2 separate regions of the Homo sapiens genome follow, and region 2 is linked to region 1. A link is a loop called in an ENCODE intact Hi-C map of the cell type or tissue named here. Cell type or tissue: CD14-positive monocyte. All regions are shown on one strand. Links, peaks and the distances in the headings refer to the core of each region. The heading gives the core; the rest is flanking DNA. Region 1 has its middle 11 kb from the start of LINC03139. Region 2 overlaps CDH23 (cadherin related 23).

What was found. Peaks named below come from ENCODE experiments on the same cell type or tissue, not always from the same donor. Only the 100,000 strongest peaks of a DNase experiment are listed, where the experiment ranks them.
Region 2: a loop joins it to region 1, with 4 times the contacts of the local background. A loop is called at or near these places in 2 of 110 quality-filtered maps.

What each region holds. Positions count from the first base shown.
Region 1 is chr10:71,881,190-71,896,969 of GRCh38, forward strand. No RefSeq gene overlaps it. Among named protein-coding and RNA genes, the nearest start is that of LINC03139, 11 kb to the left of the region's middle. RefSeq lists a silencer at 7,889-7,978. In CD14-positive monocyte, for the core only: CTCF peaks have their summits at 7,999 (motif pointing right) and 8,384; DNase peaks (open chromatin) are centred at 6,852, 7,782 and 9,062; H3K4me3 peaks cover 2,784 bases; H3K27ac peaks cover 4,000 bases.
Region 2 is chr10:71,752,011-71,756,010 of GRCh38, forward strand. All of the region lies in intron 38 of CDH23 (cadherin related 23), which reads left to right. It overlaps VSIR (V-set immunoregulatory receptor), which reads right to left. Exons shown (of 7, transcript NM_022153.2): 4 at 3,349-3,456; 5 at 965-992. Among named protein-coding and RNA genes, the nearest start is that of VSIR, 20 kb to the right of the region's middle. In CD14-positive monocyte, for the core only: no CTCF peak of the experiment used is centred there; DNase peaks (open chromatin) are centred at 716, 1,741 and 2,831; H3K4me3 peaks cover 4,000 bases; H3K27ac peaks cover 4,000 bases.

The DNA.
Region 1 (15,780 bases), core at 5,669-9,668:
GCATGAGGTGGAAGTGAGCCGGGCCATGCAGAGCTCAGCAGGCCTGAAGGGGAAGCCATGACTGTCTCACAATGCCTCCCTCAGCATGTGATGCTAAGGGGCAGAAGCTGGCTCCCAGGCACATCTCAAGGGCACCAAGCCAGGCACCCCACAGAAGGCCTTCAGGAACCCTAGTTAAATAGGTGACTAAGCAAATTATTTCATGAATAAATGTAACAATGAACTGATACATTTGAAGGAAACCAGAGTATTCCACCCCTAAAATATGCCTCCTTGACATTTTTTTGTTTTGTTTTGTTCTGTTTTGTTTTTTTGAGACAGTCTTGCTCTGTCACCCAGGCTGGAGTGCAATGGCACGATCCTGGCTCACTGCAACCTCTGCCTCCCAGGTTCAAGCAATTCTCCTGCCTCAGCCTTCCGAGTAGCTGGGATTACAGGTGTGAGTCCAATTCTGTATTTTTAGTAGAGACAGGGTTTCACCATATTGGTCAGTCTGGTCTCAAACTCCTGACCTCAGGTGATCCACCCGCCTTGGCCTCCCGAGTAGCTGGGATTACAGGCATGAGCCACTGTGCCCGGCCTTTGTGTGTGTGTGTGTGACAGGGTCCTGATATGTCACCTAGGGTGGAGTGCAGTGGCATAATCTAGGCTCACTGCAGCTTTGACCTCTGGGGCTCAATCGATCCTGCCCCCAAGTGGCTGGGACTACAGGTTTGAGCCACCATGCCCAGCTAACTGTAAATTTTTTTGTAGAGACGAAGGTCTTGCTATGTTGCCCAGGCTGGTCTCAAACTCCAGGCCTCAAGTGATTCCCCCGCCTCAGCCTCCCAAAATGCTAGGATTACAGGTGTGAGCCACTGTGCCCAGCCTTCAAAAGATATTTTTGAACTGAGGTTTCTCCCACATGATGGGCATAGCACGTGTTAAAAATAAAATTGCTTCTTTTTCTTGTCAATCTATCTTTTGTTTGAGGAGAATGCCTCAATCACGAACTTGTGAGGGATGAACAAAGATGATGTCTTTTCTCTCCTTCCCATGCATGTGGGAATGGGTGAATCCAGGGTTTCTAGTGCTGTTTCCCTGAGTCTTTTTTTTTGAGATAGAGTCTCACTCTGTCACCCAGGTGCAATCTCGGCTCACTGCAACCTCTGCCTCCTGGGTTCAAACGATTCTCCAGTCTCAGCCCCCTGAGTAGCTGGGATTACAGGCACCCAGTACCATGCCCGGCAATTTTTTTTTTTTTTTTAGACTGGAGTGCAGTGGCACGATCTGAGCTCACTGCAACCTCCGCCTCTGGGTTCAAGCAATTTTCTGCCTCAGCCTCCCAAGCAGCTGGGATTACAGGTGGCTGCCACCATTCCTGGCTAATTTTTGTATTTTTAGTAGAGACGGGGTTTCACCACGTTGGCCAGGCTGGTCTTGAACTCCTGACCTTGTGATCCACTCACCTCAGCCTCTCAAAGTGCTGGGATTACAGGTGTGAGCCATCATGCCCAGCCTCCCTGAGTCTTCAGTAACAATCTTGTTTGGCCTCTGGGCAGGCCAAGGAGGAGGAAAGTTACTTGGAGCTTCTCTACCCTGATTTTCAAGGAAGGGAAAACAGAACGAACCGTGAGCCAACAGGCCCTGTTTTCTTTCTCTTGGGAGAAGGCTGGCCTTGGGGAGATGTTCTAGGAAAGGTCACCTTTCCACTCCATGGTGCCAGGTAGGAAACCAGAAGGCCTTCCTTACAAACGAAGGGAACATTTCTTGCCAGATCTCTGGAGGAAAACTTGGAGGGAAAGGTTTGCTGCTATCCTGGAGAAGAAAGATAACAGTACTATCCAACCCCATCTGACCTCTGGAAGGCAAAGTCAGGCACATTATCTTTCAAGCCACGTGGGAAGGAAGGCAAGAGCTAGAGGAGAGACATGGAGGAGGCCCAGGGAGGGCAAGTGATTTTCCCAAAGCTACATAGCCAGCCTTAGACCCAGCTATGAGTTGAACCCACAGGACCTTCTCTGTCCATTAAACCACGGGGAAGGAGGACAGAAGCAGGGAAAACTGAGTCTGTTTGCAGGAAGAAGATTCAGAAAAGCAACTGGACTTACTAGAAAACGAAAGAAAAATTATCTTTCGAGGGGCACCACGGCTCCACCTGCGCAGAATGCAATTTGGCAATGAGGAGTCAGGGACTCAAATGTGTTCCTTTCCGTTAGCCCAGTAATTTAACAGCTGGGAATGCGTCCTAAGGCCTATGGCCAGGAAAACACTCATACAGAGATGCTGATCAGGGCATTAGTTCAATGGTAAAAGACTGGAGATGAGCCAAATGTCTGACAATAAGAAAGCTGTTAAGAAAATCAAGACAGTCACAACATGTTATAGGCCCAATCAGAGGGCCATTTGTGAGGGCTTTTTCATAACGGAGAAAAATATGAACATCAAGAAGTCAGGTGTAGAAAAACAGGATGTGAAATAATTTATGCTGAATAACAACAGCTATTTTAAAAAGGCATAGGAGAAAGATAGGAAGCAAATGGGCCAAAACGGTACTGCAGTGGCTTTTGTGGGATGGAACTGGGGAGAACTTGGGGAACTTGGGTTTTTTATTCTTCTTGTTGGCATTTTCTTTAATATATATGTATTGCTTGTTTTTTTTCCAGACAGGGTTTCACTCTTGTTGCCCAAGCTGGGTGCAATGATGCAATCTCAGCTCACTGCAACCTCTGCTTCCCGGGTTCAAGTGATTCTCCTGCCTCAGCCTCCCAAGTAACTGGGATTACAGGCGCGCACCACCACACCTGGCTAATTTTTTGTATTTTTAGTAAAAACAGGGTTTCACTATGTTAGCCACCTGAACTCCTGACCTCAGGTAATCCGCCCCCCTCTGCCTCCCAAAGTGCTGGGATTGCAGGTGTGAGCCACTGCACCCGGCCTGCTTTTTTCTTTAAAAATGAAAAATATTTTACACTTCTTTTCTGATTATAAAATCAGTAATCAGTATGGCCAGGCATGGTGGCACTTTGGGAGCCCGAGGCCGGTGGATCAATTGAGGTCAGGAGTTCAAGACCAGCCTGACCAACATGGTGAAACCCCGTCTCTACTAAAAATACAAAAATTAGCCAGGCTGTGGTGGCATATGCCTGTAATCCCAGCTACTTGGGAGGCTGAGGCATGAGAATCGCTTGAACCTGGGAGTCAGAGGTTGCAGTGAGCCCAGATCGTGCTACTGCACTCCAGCCTGGGCGATAGAACAAGACCTTGTCTCAAAAAACAAAAACAAAAACAAAAACAAAAAACAGTACATTCTGCTGGTAAAAAAATAAAAATACAAACAATATAGATATGTATGAGAGTAAAAAGTGAAAGAACCCCTGTAATTCCACTGCCCAGAGATAACCAGTGTTAATAGTTAATATTTTCTTAGTCATGCACACACACATAAAACACAGGCAGTGAGGTAAGTGGTCACATTCCTGTACCTATATACACATATACACATGGACACCCACATATACACGTACACAGAGTGAAGGGAAAATAGAATCTCAGGACCCCAAACTCACTATGCCAAAGGGAAAAGTTAAGCTTGGAAACTGAGTCACACCAAAAGCTGCCCTTTCTTTTTTTCTTTCTTTCTTTCTTTTTTTTTTCTTTTGAGACAGATTCTCACTCTGTTGCCCAGGCTAGAGTGCAGTGGCACAATGTCAGCTCAATGCAACCTCTGCCTCCTGGGTTCAAGCGATTCTCCTGCCTCAGCCTCCTGAGTAGCTGGTATTATAGGTGCCCACCACTATGCCTGGCTAATTTTCTTATTTTTAGTAGAAATGGGGTTTCACCATGTTGGGCAGGCTGGTTTCGAACTCCTGACCTCAGGTGATCCACCTGCCTCGGCCTCCCAAAACGCTGGGATTACAGGCGTGAGCCACCACACCTGGTCAAACTGCCTTTCTTTTTGTTTCTAAGCAGATAGCTACAAAATAGAAGACCGTGTCTCCGCTGGTGGCTTCCCTCACCCTGACCATGTACATTAACACCTTATCTTCACAGGTATAAGACAAAGACAAGACTAGAAATCACCCCTCCAGCCACCCAGAGACAAATGCAGATTTACTGAGCCGGCGACAGAGGCATAATTGCCTGTGCCTCCACCCTCTCCTTTCATAGGTAACACGTGGATTTGGTGAGCACTAATCAAAGCCTCACAGAAATGTGCCCCCTTATCTCACTGCCTACCCTCCTTTTTTTTTCCTTCCCCACTTTCCCTCCTGCCTGCTCTTTCTCCTTCTAATACTGAAGCCCTCAAAATCTTCTCTGAAAAAATTATGCGGCCACAGATCCCACTGTGGCATATGCCTCTTTTTTGGGGCACGTCCTCAGTCTTGTCAAAATAGACCTCTAAATATTGATGGAGACTTGCCTCAGACACTTTTCTGGGTTACAACACGCATACATACATATACACATACATACTACATATACACATCCGTATCTATACATGCACTTATGCACATATACACATACCTGTGTGTATATATATATACACACATGGACATGCATGTATGCACAAATACATACACATATATACATGTGTGTATATAGAACTACTGTTTTGGAACTTATTTTTTCATGTAACATGATATATCCATTTCTCCACATCAATTCATATAGATCAATCAGCCTCATCCCCTTTATATTTAACATTTTTTCTTTATTTAAAAAAACCTTTTTTTTTAGAGATGGGGTTTCACTATGTTGGCCGGGCTGGTCTCAAACTCCTGACCTCAAGCAAGCCTCCTACCTCAGGCTTCCAAAGTGCTGGAATTACAGGCGTGAGCCATTGCACCTGGCCAGACTCAATCTCTGTTTTTTTTGTTTGTTTGTTTGTTTTTTTTGAGATAAGCTCTCATTCTGTCACCCAGGCTGGACTGCAATAGCGTGAACACAGCTTACTGCAACCTTGACCTCCCCGGGCTCAAGTCATCCTCACCTCAGCTTCCCAAGTAGCTGGGAATATAGGCATGTACCACCAGGCCTGGCTAATTTTTGTATATTTTGTAGACATCGGATTTCACCATGTTGCCCAGGCTGGTCTTGAACTCCTGGGCTCACACAATCCACCCGCCTTGGCCTCCCAAATTGCTGAGATTACAGGTGTGAGCCACCGTGCCTGGCTGCCTCTTCCTTTCCTTTCCTTTCCTTCCTTCTTCCTCCCTTTATTTTTATTTATTTATTTATTTATTTATTTATTTATTTATTTATTTATTGAGATGGAGTTTTGCTCCTGTTGCCCAGGCTGGAGTGCAATGGCCCAATCTCGGCTCACCATAACCTCTACTCCCAGGTTCAAGCGATTCTCCTGCCTCAGCCTTCCGAGTAGCTGGGATTACAGGCATGAGCCACCACGCCCGGCCAATTTTTTTGTATTTTTAGTAGAGACAGGGTTTCTCCATGCTGGTCAGACTGGTCTCGAACTCCCGACCTCAGGTGATCCGCCCACCTTGGCCTCCCAAAGTGCTGGGATTACAGGTGTGAGCCACTGCGCCCAGCCCTTTTTTCTTTTCTTTCTTTTTTCTTTTTTTTTAACTTAAAGACTTCATTCTATTTGATGGCTGCTTAATTTCCACTGTAGGATGCAGAATTTTTTTTTGGTAACAAATCTCTTATCTCTGGATTTTTGTGCTGTTTCCAATTACTTTAATCATGACATATGACTCTGCAATGAACATATACCTCGGCACATGTGTTTTTCCTAGAAGTGTAATTGCTGGAGCAAACAGAAGGCATGTTTAATGCTTTTCCTCCACATTAATACATTCCTTTTAGAAGATTGTACAGGTATGAATTTGAAGGTAGTACTCATTTCCCCATATTTATGCAGCATTAGCATTTTATCTTTGCCAATGGTATAGGTGAGAAAATGTTTCATTGTTGGTTTAATTTGTGTCTCTTTAAAACTTGGTGAGACTCCTTTTCCATGATTACAGCCTATGTGGATTTCTTATTTTGTGAATTGCATTTATGTACATCTTTGGATGGTTATTTATTAGAACTGCATTGCCTTAATAATTGCAACAGTAATATAAATCTTAGTTTTTGTTTTTGTTTTTGTTTTTTTTGAGACAAGAGTCTCACTCTGTTGCCCAGGCTGGAGTGCAGTGGCACAATCTCAGCTCACTGCAACCTCCGCCTGCCTCCCAGTTTCAAGAAATTCTCCCACCTCGGCCTCTCGAATAGCTGGGATTACAGGCTTGTGCCACCATGCCCAGCTAATTTTTGTATTTTTAGTAGAGACGGGGTTTCACCATGTTGGCCAGGCTGGTCTCGAACTCCTGACATCAGGAGATCCACCTGCCTCAGCCTCCCAAAGTGCTGGGATTACAAGCATGAGCCACCATGCCTGGCCTAAATCTTAATTTAAAAAAAATATATATATACTTTTATATATACATATACCTTATATATATCTTTTATATATATACACCTTATATATATCTTTTATATATATATATCATATATATCATATATATATATATATCATATATATATATACTCTCACACACACATATACATATATCTTTACCCCATGATCTCCAATCTGAAGACAGAGAAATTTGCATGAAGGAGGCACACTCAGGGTGGTCTGAGGGCAGAGCCCTGGCGTGGGCAGTGGGAGTTCCTGCTCCAGGCCAGCTTTGCACCTCGCCTGCTGGGAGGGCTCAGGCAGAGCATCCACCTGGGCTTCTGGGAGCCTCTGCTTCCTTCTTCAAGGCCTGTGGCTTTCAAAATCTTAATATGGAATCCCACCATGATAGCCCAGTGTTTCTCAATCCTGGCTGCCCTTTTGAAAAACTGGAGGAACTTTAAAAATATATACCTCTTCTCAGTCCCCAGAGATACTGACTCAATGCCTGACTTAAAAAGCTGCTCAGGCGGGCAAAGTGGCTCACACGTGTAATCTCAACCCTTTAGGAGACTGAGGTAGGAGGATCGTTTGAGCCCAGTAGTTCAGGACCAGCCTGGGCAACATGGCGAGACCCTGTCTCTACATAAATAATAAAAAATATTAGCCGGGTGTGATGGTCCACGCCTATGATCCTAGCTATTCGGGAAGCTGAGGAGGGAGGATCGCTTGAGCCCAGGAGGTCAAGGCTGCAGTGAGCCAGATCGTGCCACTGTGTTCCAGCGTGGGCAACAGCAAAACTCTTGTCTCAAATAAATAAATAAAAAATAAAAAACAAAACAACAACAACAAAAGAAGAAAAAGGAGGAGGAGGAGAGAAAGAAAGAAGGAAGAAAAAGAGAAAGAAAATTAGAATGGGAAGAATTTCAGTTTTATAACTGTAACTGATTATTTTAAACGTATTTTTATTGTAAAAATAAAACCCGGATACAGAATCCAATGGTTCTGATGTACGGCTTAACTAATTACTACAAAGTGAACTGCCTCCGAGACCAAGAAAAAGAACTTTGCCAGCCACAGCAGAAGTCTCTCCACGCGCCCCACCCCAGTCACTCCTTCCTCTTCCATAAGTAGTCATCCTTATTCTGACTCACAGGACGCATTAATTGCGTTTTTAACAGCAAGTCCGCTGGAGGTGGGAGGCGCTCGGGGAAGCTTCTAGGGCCGTCAGGGCCCATTCCCTCCGCTAACACCCCTCTCTCCCCAACCCTCAGGTTGCGCAAGACCTCTCCAGCCCGGCGAACCCGTGGGGCTCAGCAGTCCTCCTCCACGCTCAAGATGCAGTTTGATGCAATCCTAGAGGACGCAGTTTCAAGTTTCTCGAGATAGAGAAGCGAAAGAGGATCCGAAACCGCGCTTCACATCTGAATCTGATTTCAGATTCCTCCGGAATATAGCGGAAGCGCGGGGTTGAGGGCGCAGACCGGGGCAGAGGAGAGGCGCGCAGGTCTGCTGGGACGCAGCGCGGGGCGAGCAGTGGCGCACTCGTGGCCTGACGCATCCGCGAGACTGCACGCGGCCAGGCGGGGGCACGAACGGGTTGGGGCATGCGCGGGCAGCGTCGAGTGGGTCCCTTGGGGGTGGGGGTGGGGGGCAGTCGAACTAGGGAGAGAGTCTGTGGAAGGGCTCAGTTGTCACTTCACACCTTTCCCCGCTGTTTATTGATCTTTAACTCTCTCTGTGTGTCCTCTCTCTCTCTCTCTCTCCCTCTCCTCTCTCTGTTTCTCTCTCTCTATCCCTTCCTGTCCACCCTTTGGGGCCATCTCTTCCAAGAAACAACCGTCTCTCCCAGCCCATGGGAAATTGTCTCTCCTGCGAACTTATCCAACCTGAGGGGGTCTCATCCATGCCGATACCGGCTGCTTGTGGAACCTTGTAAGAGTTCTTCCCTCTCCCTGTAAAATGGAGATAAGCTGTGTGGTGCTGAGGCCAGCGCCGGGCACACTCACCCTCACCTTCTTCCTGAGAGAGGAAAGAGCCTGGAGACCTGGATTCTACCTCTGCCCCCAACCCCTACCACAGGGTAGCCCTGCCACCACCTGCTGGTTCTTTGGGCAAGTCACTCTTTTATTGGACTTCCATTTCCTCAGCTCTAAAATGAAGGAGGTGAGCCCAGTGTGGTGGCACCTGTAGTTCCAGCTACCTGCAGGCTGAGGCAGGAGGATCGTTTGAGCCCGGGGGGCAGAGGTTAGAGTGAGCGGAGATCTTGCCACTGCACCCCAGCCTGGGCAACAGAGCAAGACCCTGTCTTTAAAAAAAAAAGTGATTAAAAAATAAAAATAAAATGAAGGAGTTAAACAAACTCAGGAATTTTGTATGAATGGCATAAATGAGCACATTAGAAGGAAGCAACTTTCCTTCTCTCTTTTTTTCAATCCTGTACAGGCCAGCTTCCCCTCTGCCCTCTGCTCCCCTCCTCCCTCCCTACCATCCTCCAGCCCCCCAAAGCCCTCCCAATTTGAGCCTCCTTTTGGAAAACATCTCTGAGTATGGTACCGTTGGTATCGGTGACTAAGAGGCTCCAAGGATACCCTTCTGGGGGATTTCCAAAATAATGAGGAAGTCCATTTCCAAAATCATGGGAAGTCCCAACTGGGCCTCCCAGACAGTTGGCCACTGAGTCTGTCCCCTAAAGGATCTGCTTGACTTGCACAGTCTTAAAGGCATCATGTCTGGTTTTTAAACATAATTTCAGTTAGTAGCCAACAGTTCAGATCAAGGGATCACACGGCCTGTTTGACCTGTTCTTGCAGGGTCATGCATGCTCCACTGAGCCATGGGAAGTGTCCACACCCAGCCATGGGAGCCCTGTGGGATCTGAAACTGACATTTCTGCTTTAGGTGCCTTAAGCTGAAGAAATGCATAGTAGCGGGAATTGGAGTGCAAGTGAGTGCAGTAGGGGAAGTATTTTGCCATAAGAAACCCTAAGCCTCTATGGACAAGAAATTCTCCAGGGGCAGACTGGCCTTGACCCCAGAAATGTCACATTGGACTCGGCCTTGGTTTTCCTCATCTATACAATGGTCAATCAGACTAGTGGTTTGTTTTTTGTTTGTTTGTTTGTTTGTTTTCTCTGTCGCCCAGGCTGGAGTACAGTAGTGCAATCTCGGCTCACTGCAACCTCTGCCTCCTGGGTTCAAGCAATTATCCTGCCTCAGCCTCCCAAGTAGCTGGGACTACAGGTGCACGCCACCACATCCAGCTGATTTTTGTAATTTTAGTAGAGATGAGGTTTCACCATATTGGTCAGGCTGGTCTCAAACTCCTGACCTCAGGTGATTCACCTGCCTTGGCCTCTCAAAGTGCTGGGAATACAGGCGTGAGCTACCACACCGGGCTCAGATTTGTGATCTTTAAGGGTCCTGTGAACTCAGCACTCTAGACATTTTAGGGCCTGTGCACTTCCGCGGTAATGGTTTCTTGTTTTGTCCTCACTCGGAGGGCACACTCCTCAGGCTAGTGGCATGGGCCATTGTCCTAGAGTCCCTGGGGCCCGGCCCTACCATGAATTCTGCGTCTCTCCCTTCAGCCCTTGTCCCTCCCTCCGTGCCATGGCTTGGCACCGTTCTTGTCTTTGCAACCCTCCACAGGCGCCTCCTCCTCTGACCCTTCAAACCTTCCTGCCCTCAAACTCTGTCTCCCTACACCTCCCTGCCTTCCACTCTATGTTTCTGCCTTCTCCTTCAGCCCACAGATATTACTGACCATGGTTGCCAGCCCTATGTTAGGCCTGGGAATTCAAGAGAGAATTAGAGCCCTCTGTGGACTCCCAGCTCTACTAGGGAGAGAGACCCACAAATAGGGATAGAGAGGGGTAAATGCTTCAGTGGGTGAGTACAGGGCCTGCAAGGCCACTCAGCTCAGACTGAGGGGGTCAGAGAGAGCTTCCTGGAGGAGGCAGTATCTGAAGTGAGAAGCGGAGGGAAGTCCACCAGGCACACACAGCAGGTCGGCGAGAGTGCCGCAGGCTGAGGATGCGGCATATGTGAAGGCCCAAGGAAAAGCAGAGCACGCAGCATGCAGGCCCTGGAGGGGTGAGGCTGCACCTGGGGAGGTCTCATCCCAAGGCTGACAGCAGGTTTAGGGTCTGGAAACGCCACATGCCCTGCTGTCTCCCTGGCTGTTCAACTCCTTCCAGGCCTGACATTCACCAGCTCCTTGAAGACAAGATCATGCAGATACTTTTCAGCACACACATCTGGTCTCCCCGGCAAGTGCCCAGCTCTGGGCCTGTACCCTCCCAGCAGCACCACACAAGATGGCCGACCTGAGCTCATCAACTGCTCACTGGGGTCCCTCCCCTGACCCTAACCCTGCTTCAGTCACCCAGTAAGGGATCCCTGGCATGCAACATGTCCTTGGCTCCAGAGGGGTTAGATCCTTGGGGCTCCAGCAGGCAGAGCTGGAGCCTCGTGGCGTTTTGAGTACTCATAGGGACGGTTTGGGTTGTTGCAGGGATGTGGGAGGCACTGCTGGTGTTTGGGCCAGAGACCAGGACGGCCGAACATCCTGCAATGCTCAGAGCCGCCCTTTGGAACAACAACAACAAAAAAACTGTCCAAAGTATTCTGATTTTCAAATGTCCCTTCTGTAGCGTCCCCTAGTTTGTCCCACTTTCTTTCCGTGTCCTGACCGAAAATCTAGAGTGCCTTGACTGTTTCATGACCCAACCAGCTGCAGGGCTTCCCAGCAGGCTTGAACCCAAACCAGGGCCTCGAACATTCCCAGGCACTGATAAAGAAGTCTAGGTTATTGCCCAAAACCCTGAACAAAACTGGCCCCAGGCTTGAGCCCAATTCCTTAAAGCCTCAGAAAAATTCCACACCCTGACCTCATGGCTGTGGACACACCTAGGTGGACCTCCCTTTCTCTCCTGGCTGCCTGAGGATGTGCACGGCCCTGTGGAAGTGAGCTCCCCTAATAAAAGCCTGGACTCATCACCCCGGCGCTTCGTGCTTCTCTCTTTGGAATCCCAGCTGGCCCCCCTTCAGGATGATTCAGGCACTCCCTTGTGGGAACTCCTCTGCCACCACTTTTGGGGCAACCCTAGCTGAGGGCTGGGGGTGAGACAAGACACTTTCACATATTCGTGTCACTGAAAAACCAAACTCCATTTCACACCTAAACATGAGGTATTTTTGAATATTTTATTTTATTTTATTTTTTATTTATTTTATTGTATTTTTTGAGACGGAGTTTTGCTCTTGTTACCCAGGCTGGAGTGCAATTGCACAATCTCGGCTCACTGCAAACTCCGCCTCCCGGGTTCAAGCGATTCTCCTGCCTCAGCCTTCCAAGTAGCTGGGATTACAGGCATGCGCCACCACGCCTGACTAATTTTGTATTTCCAGTAGAGATGGGGTTTCACCATGTTGGTCAGGCTGGTCTTGAACTCCTGACCTCAGGTGATCCACCCACCTCGGCCTCCCAAAGTGCTGAGATTACAGGCACCCAGCCTATTTTTTATTTTTGAGACAGAGTCCCACTTTGTTGCCAGGCTGGAGTGCAGTGGCACAATCTCGGCTCGCTGCAACCTTCTCTTCCAGGGTTCAAGTGATTCTCGTGCCTCAGCCTCCCGAGTAGCTGGAACTACAGGCGTGCACCACCATGCCCAGCTAATTTTTGTATATTCAGTACAGGCGGGGTTTCACCATGTTGCCCAGTCTGGTCTTGAATTCCTGACCTCAGGTTATCCACCTGGCTCGACCTCCCAAAGTGCTGAGATTACAGGTGTGAGCCACTGCACCCAGCCTTTTTGCATATTTTAAAACATACTCTGAGAACACAAATGAATGGAAGATTGGACTTTGTTTTGTAGGGAACTTCGCCAAGAGTTTAACCATTTCAGAGAATCACAGCACTGATAGCGGCTTCTCTCCCAGGTTCAGGTCACCAAAACAGCATCCTCCACCATCGGCGTTGGTGGCTGGGTATCTGTGATGCTTCCCATGCAATGTGAGCAGCTGCCCACTGAGTCCCGGAGTCCTAAGACCCTTCCCTCACAATCCTAAGACAGTATTGCCTTTTCACTGTGATGGCATTGGTGACATAAAAGCCACTGTGGGCAGGGTGCAGCGGCTCGCACCTGTAATCCCAGCACTTTGGGAGGGTGAGGCGGGCAGATAGCTTGAGCCGCAGAGTTTGCCCAGACCAGCCTAGGCAACATGGCAAGACCCCGTCTCTACAAGTAATAATAATAATAATAATAATAATAATAATAAAATTATCTGGGCATGGTGGCACGCATCTATAGTCCCAGCTACATGGGAGGCTTAGGTGGGAGAATTACTTGTGCTCGGGTGGTAGAGGCTGCAGTGAGCCGTGATCGTGCCGTTGCACTCCAGCCTCAAAAAAAAAAAAAAAAAAAAAAGCCACTATGGGTGAAACTGCTGGAACTTCAGGAAGCAAGGCAGTGGCCACAGACTAGGCAGGTCTCTGTGCACTCCCCTAGATAAGCACTTGTGGGGACAAAATATGCCTGTGTCACTTAAGTACATACCCTTTTGATCTCCTGTGTGATGAAGCAGGGATGCACACAGAGCGCCTGCTCCAGAGCAGGGGACTGGCTCGCAGAAACAACTTGTCAGAGGTGGAGCCACGCGAGCCTCTGGTCCAGGGAACACAGTTTATCTTATTTTTTAAATTAATTAATTAATTTATTTATTTATTTATTTTTGAGATGGAGTCTTGCTCTGTCACCCAGGCTGGAGTGCAATGGCTCGATCTTGGCTCACTGCAACCTCCGCTTCCTGGGTTCAAGCAATTCTCCTGCCTCAGCCTCCTGAGTAGCTGGGATCACAGGCACACACCACCAGGCTGGGTAATTTTTGTATTTTTAGTAAAGATGGGGGGTGTCACCATGTTGGTCAGGCTGGTCTCGAACTCCTGACCTCGTGATCTGCTTGCCTCTGTCTCCCAAAGTGCTGGGATTACAGGCGTGAGCCACTGCGCCCAGCCGAGAACACTGTTTATACGGGAAAGAACGACGAACAGACACATGATGGGTATTCAGATCTGGGCATTTGGCAGACAGACATTTTCTCATAAATGAGCAAAGTGAGCCTGTCCCTTCAAGAAACTGAAGCATTTGTTGCCAATGATAAAGTTGGAACTTGGAGCTTTCAAGGGAAAATTAGAATTTTGGAAAATTTGTGTACACCACCACAAGCTTGACAACTTCTCAATATTTAAAGATTTTTCTGATGCGATGGATGGCAGTGCTAACAAATGCTATTTTTTGACACTGTTCAGTGACATGTCATCTTTTGGGAGATGTATGTGATTTAATGGGTACAAAATTTCAAAGAGGCCACATGATGCTGCACATCACATGTAGGTAAAACAGCCATTCACGGTACAAGATAGGCCAGGCACAGTGGCTCATGCCTGCAATCCTAGCACCTTGGGAGGCTGAGGCAGGCAGATCACTTGAGGTCAGGAGTTCGAGACCAGCCTGGCCAACATGGTGAAATCCTAGCTCTACTAAAAACAGAAAAATTAGCCAAGCATGGTGGCATGTGTCTGAAATCCCAGCTACTCAGGAGTCTGAGGTGGGAGACTCACTTGAACCCAGGAGGTGGAGGTTGCAGTAAGCCAAGATGGTACCACTGCACTCCAGCCTGGGCAACAGAGTGAGAGTCCTTCTCCAAAACAAACAAACAAACAAAAGTACAAGATAGGCCCGTGCATTTTAATATAATAAAGCATGAAATGTTCATTGATATGGGTTCAGATTCTACATTATAATCAACCTTAAAGAAACAATTGCTTGTTAAGTTTTGGCGTAGCATTAAAGAAGAATATTCACAATTATCTGAAAAAGCTATCAAAATACTCGTCTTTTTTTCCAACTCCGTGTTTGCGGGAGGCTGGATTTTCTTCAATCAAAACAATATATTGCGGGACGCAGTGGTTCATGCTTATAATCCCAGCAGTTTGGGAGGCTGAGGTGGGCGGGTCACCTGAGGTCAGGCGTTCAAGACCAGACTGGCCAACATGGTGAAACCCCATCTCTACTAAAAATACAAAAAAATTAGCTGGATGTGGTGGCGCACTCCTGTAATCCCAGCTACTCGGGAGGCTGAGGCAGGAGAATCACCTGAACCTGGGAGGTGGAGGATGCAGTGAGCCAAGATCACAACATTACACTCCAGGCTGGGCGACAAGGGCAAAACTTTGTTTCAAAATAAAAAAATAAATAAAAATTTTAAAAGCCCCAACATATTGCAACAGACTGAATGCAGAAGTAGACATGAGGCTCCAACAGTCTTTAATTAAGACAGTTGCTTGAGAGATTTGCAAAAGTGTAAAACAATGCTGTTTTTCTCACTAAATTTCTCTTTGTTTTGGAAATGAAGGTATTTTTCGTAAAAATATGTTTATGTTTACATGTAATGAGTTCATTATTACTTTTTGATAAATTAATAAATATCTGGGTCCTCAATAATTCTTTTAAAAATTTTTTTATAATTTAAAATAGAGATGAGGGCTGGGCTCGGTGTCTCGCGCCTGTAATCCCAGCACTTTGGGAGGCCAAGGTGGGCAGATCACTTGAGGTCAGGAGTTCAAGAACAGCCTGGCCAACATGGTGAAACTCTGTCTCTACTAAAAATACAAAAATTAGCCGGGCGTGGTGGCTCATGCCTGTAAACCCAGCTACTCGGAGGCTGAGGCAGGAGAATCGCTTGAAACCAGGGGGCGGAGGTTGCAGTGAGGGGAGATCACCCCCCTGCACTCCAGCCTGGGCGACAGAGCAAGACTCCTTTTCAAAAAAACAAACATGTAGCAATGAAGCCATTAAAATAATTTATTTTTTATTTCTTTTTCTTTTTGTATGAATCGACTTTGGATAAGAAAAAAATCTACTTTTTAAAGAGCTGGGTTTGTGTGGTGGGACACCTATTGGGTGCAACAATGTGGAGAACACTGCCCTCTGGCGGTCACTCCCAGTATAGTACCAGAGAGGTGGGGAAGCTTCCCTTGCTATTCTAGGACTGACCATGAGACGGCAGAAGAATACAGTATTTGCTTCTTTTCTATTTCTATTATACTTGCTTTTCTTTTTCTTTTCTATTTCTATTTGCTTCTTTTCTATTTTCTGTTCCTTCTTTTCTATTTTTTTAAATTTAAGTGTAGCTAAGGGGACTCACTATGTTGCCCAGGCTGATCCCCGACTCCTCGGGTCAAGTGACCCTCTCACCTTGGTCTCTCAAAGTGCTGGAATTATGGGCATGAGCCACCATGCCTGGCCTAAAACCCTGTTCCTAATCTCTAGGTTGGTCCTCAAAGCCTCACACTCAGCCGGGTGCCCAGGGATTGGGGCAGGAGTGACCTC
Region 2 (4,000 bases), core at 1-4,000, 130 kb before region 1:
AGGCCCACAGAGCAAAGGCCATGGGCTGCACCTGCCCACCTGTCCTGAGCTGAGGGCATCAGGGCCCACCAGAACAGACCCCAGCTCCTCCCTGTGGTCTGACCATCAACCCCGGGCACAGCCAGGAAGCCAAAAATCACAGACACTTCTAGAACTTCAGCCTCAGGAATTTGGGGACAAGTTTCTCTTTGGTCAATAGAGTTGATGGCATTAGGATCGAACATCCCCAAAGCCTGTCTTGAGCTGAGGGGAGGGGTTCTCTTCTCTTCCCAGTTGGGAGTGGGATAACTTCTGAAGACCCCTGCAACTCTTAGATTCTAGATGAGTTGCAAGCAGGACTTCCTTCAACCTGTCTTGAAGATCATCCCTTTCAAACACCTAGAGGAGCTTTGTGTTTGGTGTTGCAGGTACCGGGGCAGGAACTTGGGTTCCCTGAACACACCCTCCAGGCCAGGCTGCATGGCAGCTTCCTGCCCAGAGCACACCAATACACAGTCCCCATCCCCTCTGCCCCTAGACCCAGCCCACTGCACCACTCTGGGACCCCTCAGCCTCTGCCCTTGTGGCCTGCAGCGGCCTAACAGCTTTCTCCTTGGAGTTCTCTGCGGGCAGGAGGCACAGCTCAAGGGCTGTGGCTGGGGCTGGGCCCGCTGGCCTCCTTTGCATGTCTCACTGTCTGCCCCAGACAGTGCTTCCTCCCTGTCCCCATCCTGGCCCAGGCTGACCACTGAGACCCGAAGGTGGGTGCATGACACATCTGAGCAGAATCAGAGCTCAGCCTGCTGAGTCGGGGTGGCAGGAGAACAGCCAATCTGCACAGATGTGCAGGCTTCAGCAGCAGATGGCAGAGGCTCTTCTGACCAGCTGCTCTAGGCAGCTAAACAGGGCCCCTACTGCACAGAAGTATCTCTTCCTGGATAGCCGGCCCAGGAAGTTTTCTCAAGAAGGTCTCCATGGGCCTTACCTGTCCATCCGCACCAGCTCCTGGGCACCTAGGGACAGACAGACAGAGAAGCTGGTCATGGAAGGGAAGGCTTCCCCATACAACATCCCTGCCCCTGCTGGCAGATGCCCTGCAGGGAACAGGAGCGAGCCCAGGAGGGCCCTGCACAGCTCCGGACTCCATTTCTTTTCACATGGGTGCTGTCCAGCAAGCGATCTGCGTGTCTGTCCAGCAGATGGGGCCTCCATGAGGGGCCCATTTTGACGACTGATAAATGAAACTCTATCTGCATTTTCCAGGAGTGTAAGAACGCTATCTGCCATCAGGAGACCAAAGGCAGCCAGCGCTTTCTCCTATGGCTTGACTTACACAGTGTCAGACCTTCAGGATTTAAGTATCGAGCAAAGGTCAACTCTTGAATTTGCTAACTGGTGTCTCTTGTTTGAACATTTGCCAGGTTCTGGTCTTTAGCCATGACTTACTGGGTGGGAGTGTTTAAGGTCAGTTCCTAATTAGAGGGCTCCTGGTCCTCTCTGTCCTATCCCCTACATTGCCTAATAGGGTGGCATTCTAGGGGACATCTCTCAGGGAAACCTTACAAGGTGCAAGTCCCCGATCACTTCCCAGCCACTTCACTCACTTTCTGCTTCTCATCCAAGTTGCTGCCGCTTGCCTCAGCCTTGGGACACCCCACCCCCCAAACTGGCCACCAATTAGATGCAGTGACCCCAACTTCCCTCTTTCATGCAGCACCCCATGTCCTCCCACAGATGCTTCTCGTTTTAAGGAGATTTACTGCTGATTACGATGGGGAAACAGATGGTGGGGGAGGGGCACAACAACAGAACAAACACAGGGAAGTTACCCAAAAGTTCCTGAAATCTATTCAAACCATGGCTATTGCTTACAGCCGACTCATGGGTCAGGCTTCGTGCAGGTGCACACGGGTATTCCCTCATCTCATCCTCTGTGCCACCCTTTGGGGTGAGGGTTGTTGGTCCCATTTTAGAGCTGGGGAAACTGAGGCTCAGTCCAAAGCAGGATGGAAATCCACACCTGTTGGCCTCTCCAGCAAACTGCCGTCCTCAAGGCTCCCAGCCCTTTCCTTTTCTTTTTTTCCTGAGAGTGCCTCATTCCTGAGCAGGCTCTCTGGGCCAGCCTTCCACCAGGGAGGGCACAGCAACACCTGCTCCCCCTGCCCTGCTGCCCAGCGTTGCTCTTCTGTTCCAAGCCCTTTACCTGCCCCCACCCACCCCCAGCCATGGGTATTCCTGCAGGTAGGTTGTGGTGTGTTCTAGGAGAGGAATAGGGGAGTTCTGAAAGCAAGGGTGAGGTGGCCACAGCCCCCGAGTGACCCACTATGGGGCTTCACGTGGGGGCCCCCGGGAATGAGGGGAGGGAGGGATGACAAGTTGTTAAGGGCCGGCCACAGGAAATAAGTTGCGAGCCAAAAGCCACCTGGCACCAGAGCAATCCTTTCTCAGTTACCTCTGTAGCCAGGCAGACGGGAAGAGGCCAGGGAGGGGAGGCAAGGGTAAAAAACTCCCTAGCCCCTTCTTGGAGGACTCAGACTAACCAAGACTCAAGGGCAGGGTCAGGAACTAGGCAAGGGGCACTGTCACCTGGCCAGGGTGGGAGGTGAAAGATGTTTGTGCCCATGACTTAAAGCCCAGCCCCACCACTTATTTGCTGTGTGGTTCCTTAGGCAAGTTACTTAACCCCTCTGTGCCTCCGTTTGCCCATCAGTAAAATGGGGACAATGGTAGGACCAAATTCTTGGACTTGCAATGAGGAGTAAGTGAGAGCATTTTTATTATATGGTGGACTTCTATTCCCTGGAAAGAGCATGCGTTGAAAGCTCTGAGATTGAGTCCTAGCTCTGCCACTTACTAAGTTACGTAACATTCAGTCAGTTATGTAACCCCACTGATCTTAGCCTTCTCATCTGGAAAAAGAAAGGGTTGAGCTAAGTTGTCTGTAAGACCCCTTCCACTTCTGATATTCCAAAGATCATTTTTTGTCCCAACAATTGCTACTAATTACAAAACAAGCACGCCCATACCTTAAACAGGTCCCCCAAGGATCTCTGAGTGGCAGCAACTTGCTTTTATAAAGCAACTTGAGCTACTGCATATGATCATTCATTCAGAAGACATGTATTGAGTGCCGAGCCAGCACTGCCTGGGAGCCAAAGGGGCTGGTGGGCACTTGGCCCCCGGAAATGGCATGCCTCCTTTCTCTCGGCCATTTCGCCCAGCTCCTGGCGGGAAGTGCAGCTGCTCCCAACTCTCAAATGAAAAGGAATTGTGCCTGCATCGTGCCTTTGCGAATCCCAGGGGCTGAACTGGGGGCTGGAGCAGGTCACTCGCACCGTCCACCCACCCCAGGCAGGGAGGAATACTCACGGCGGTTGGAGGCTGCCTGCCTTTGCTTGTAGACCAGGAGCAGGATGAGGGGGAGGCAGAGGATTCCTACGATGCAGGCACCCGTAGCCAGGGCTGCAGCCGTGATGTCTGAAAGGGCAGAGAGGTAGCCAAGGTGAAGCCCCATTCCCATTGCTCCTCCTGAGCATAAACTGAGGCTCAGAGAGGGAAGGCCAGGAAGCAGGAGACCCGCCTTTCCCCAGAGTCCCACAGCTAGACCCCCAGCAACCTACAGAGGCATGGAAGATAAGGCGGTTCTCCTTTCAAAGAGAGCCCTGTGCCTGCCGCCCTATGCCCCTGGAGCACTCAGAAACAAGACCTGTCACCTACAGCTCAGGCAGCTCCAGGCAAGAGAGGGAACAGAGTCCTCATCCCAGCCCACAAGGTACAGCTGGAACACCCTTGGCTACAGGTTGTTCTCTGAAAAGGGAGAGCAGGGCCTTCGCAGACCCCATGCCACAGAGCTCAAGGTCAAAAGAAGCCTAAGTGATGAAAGTTTTGAAAATAGACAGTGGTGACGGTTGCACATTGTGAATGTAATTAATGCCACCAAACTGTAGGCTTAAAATGGTTGAAATGGCAAATTTTACATTATATATGTTTTATCATAATAGATAAAAAGCCCCAACTCATC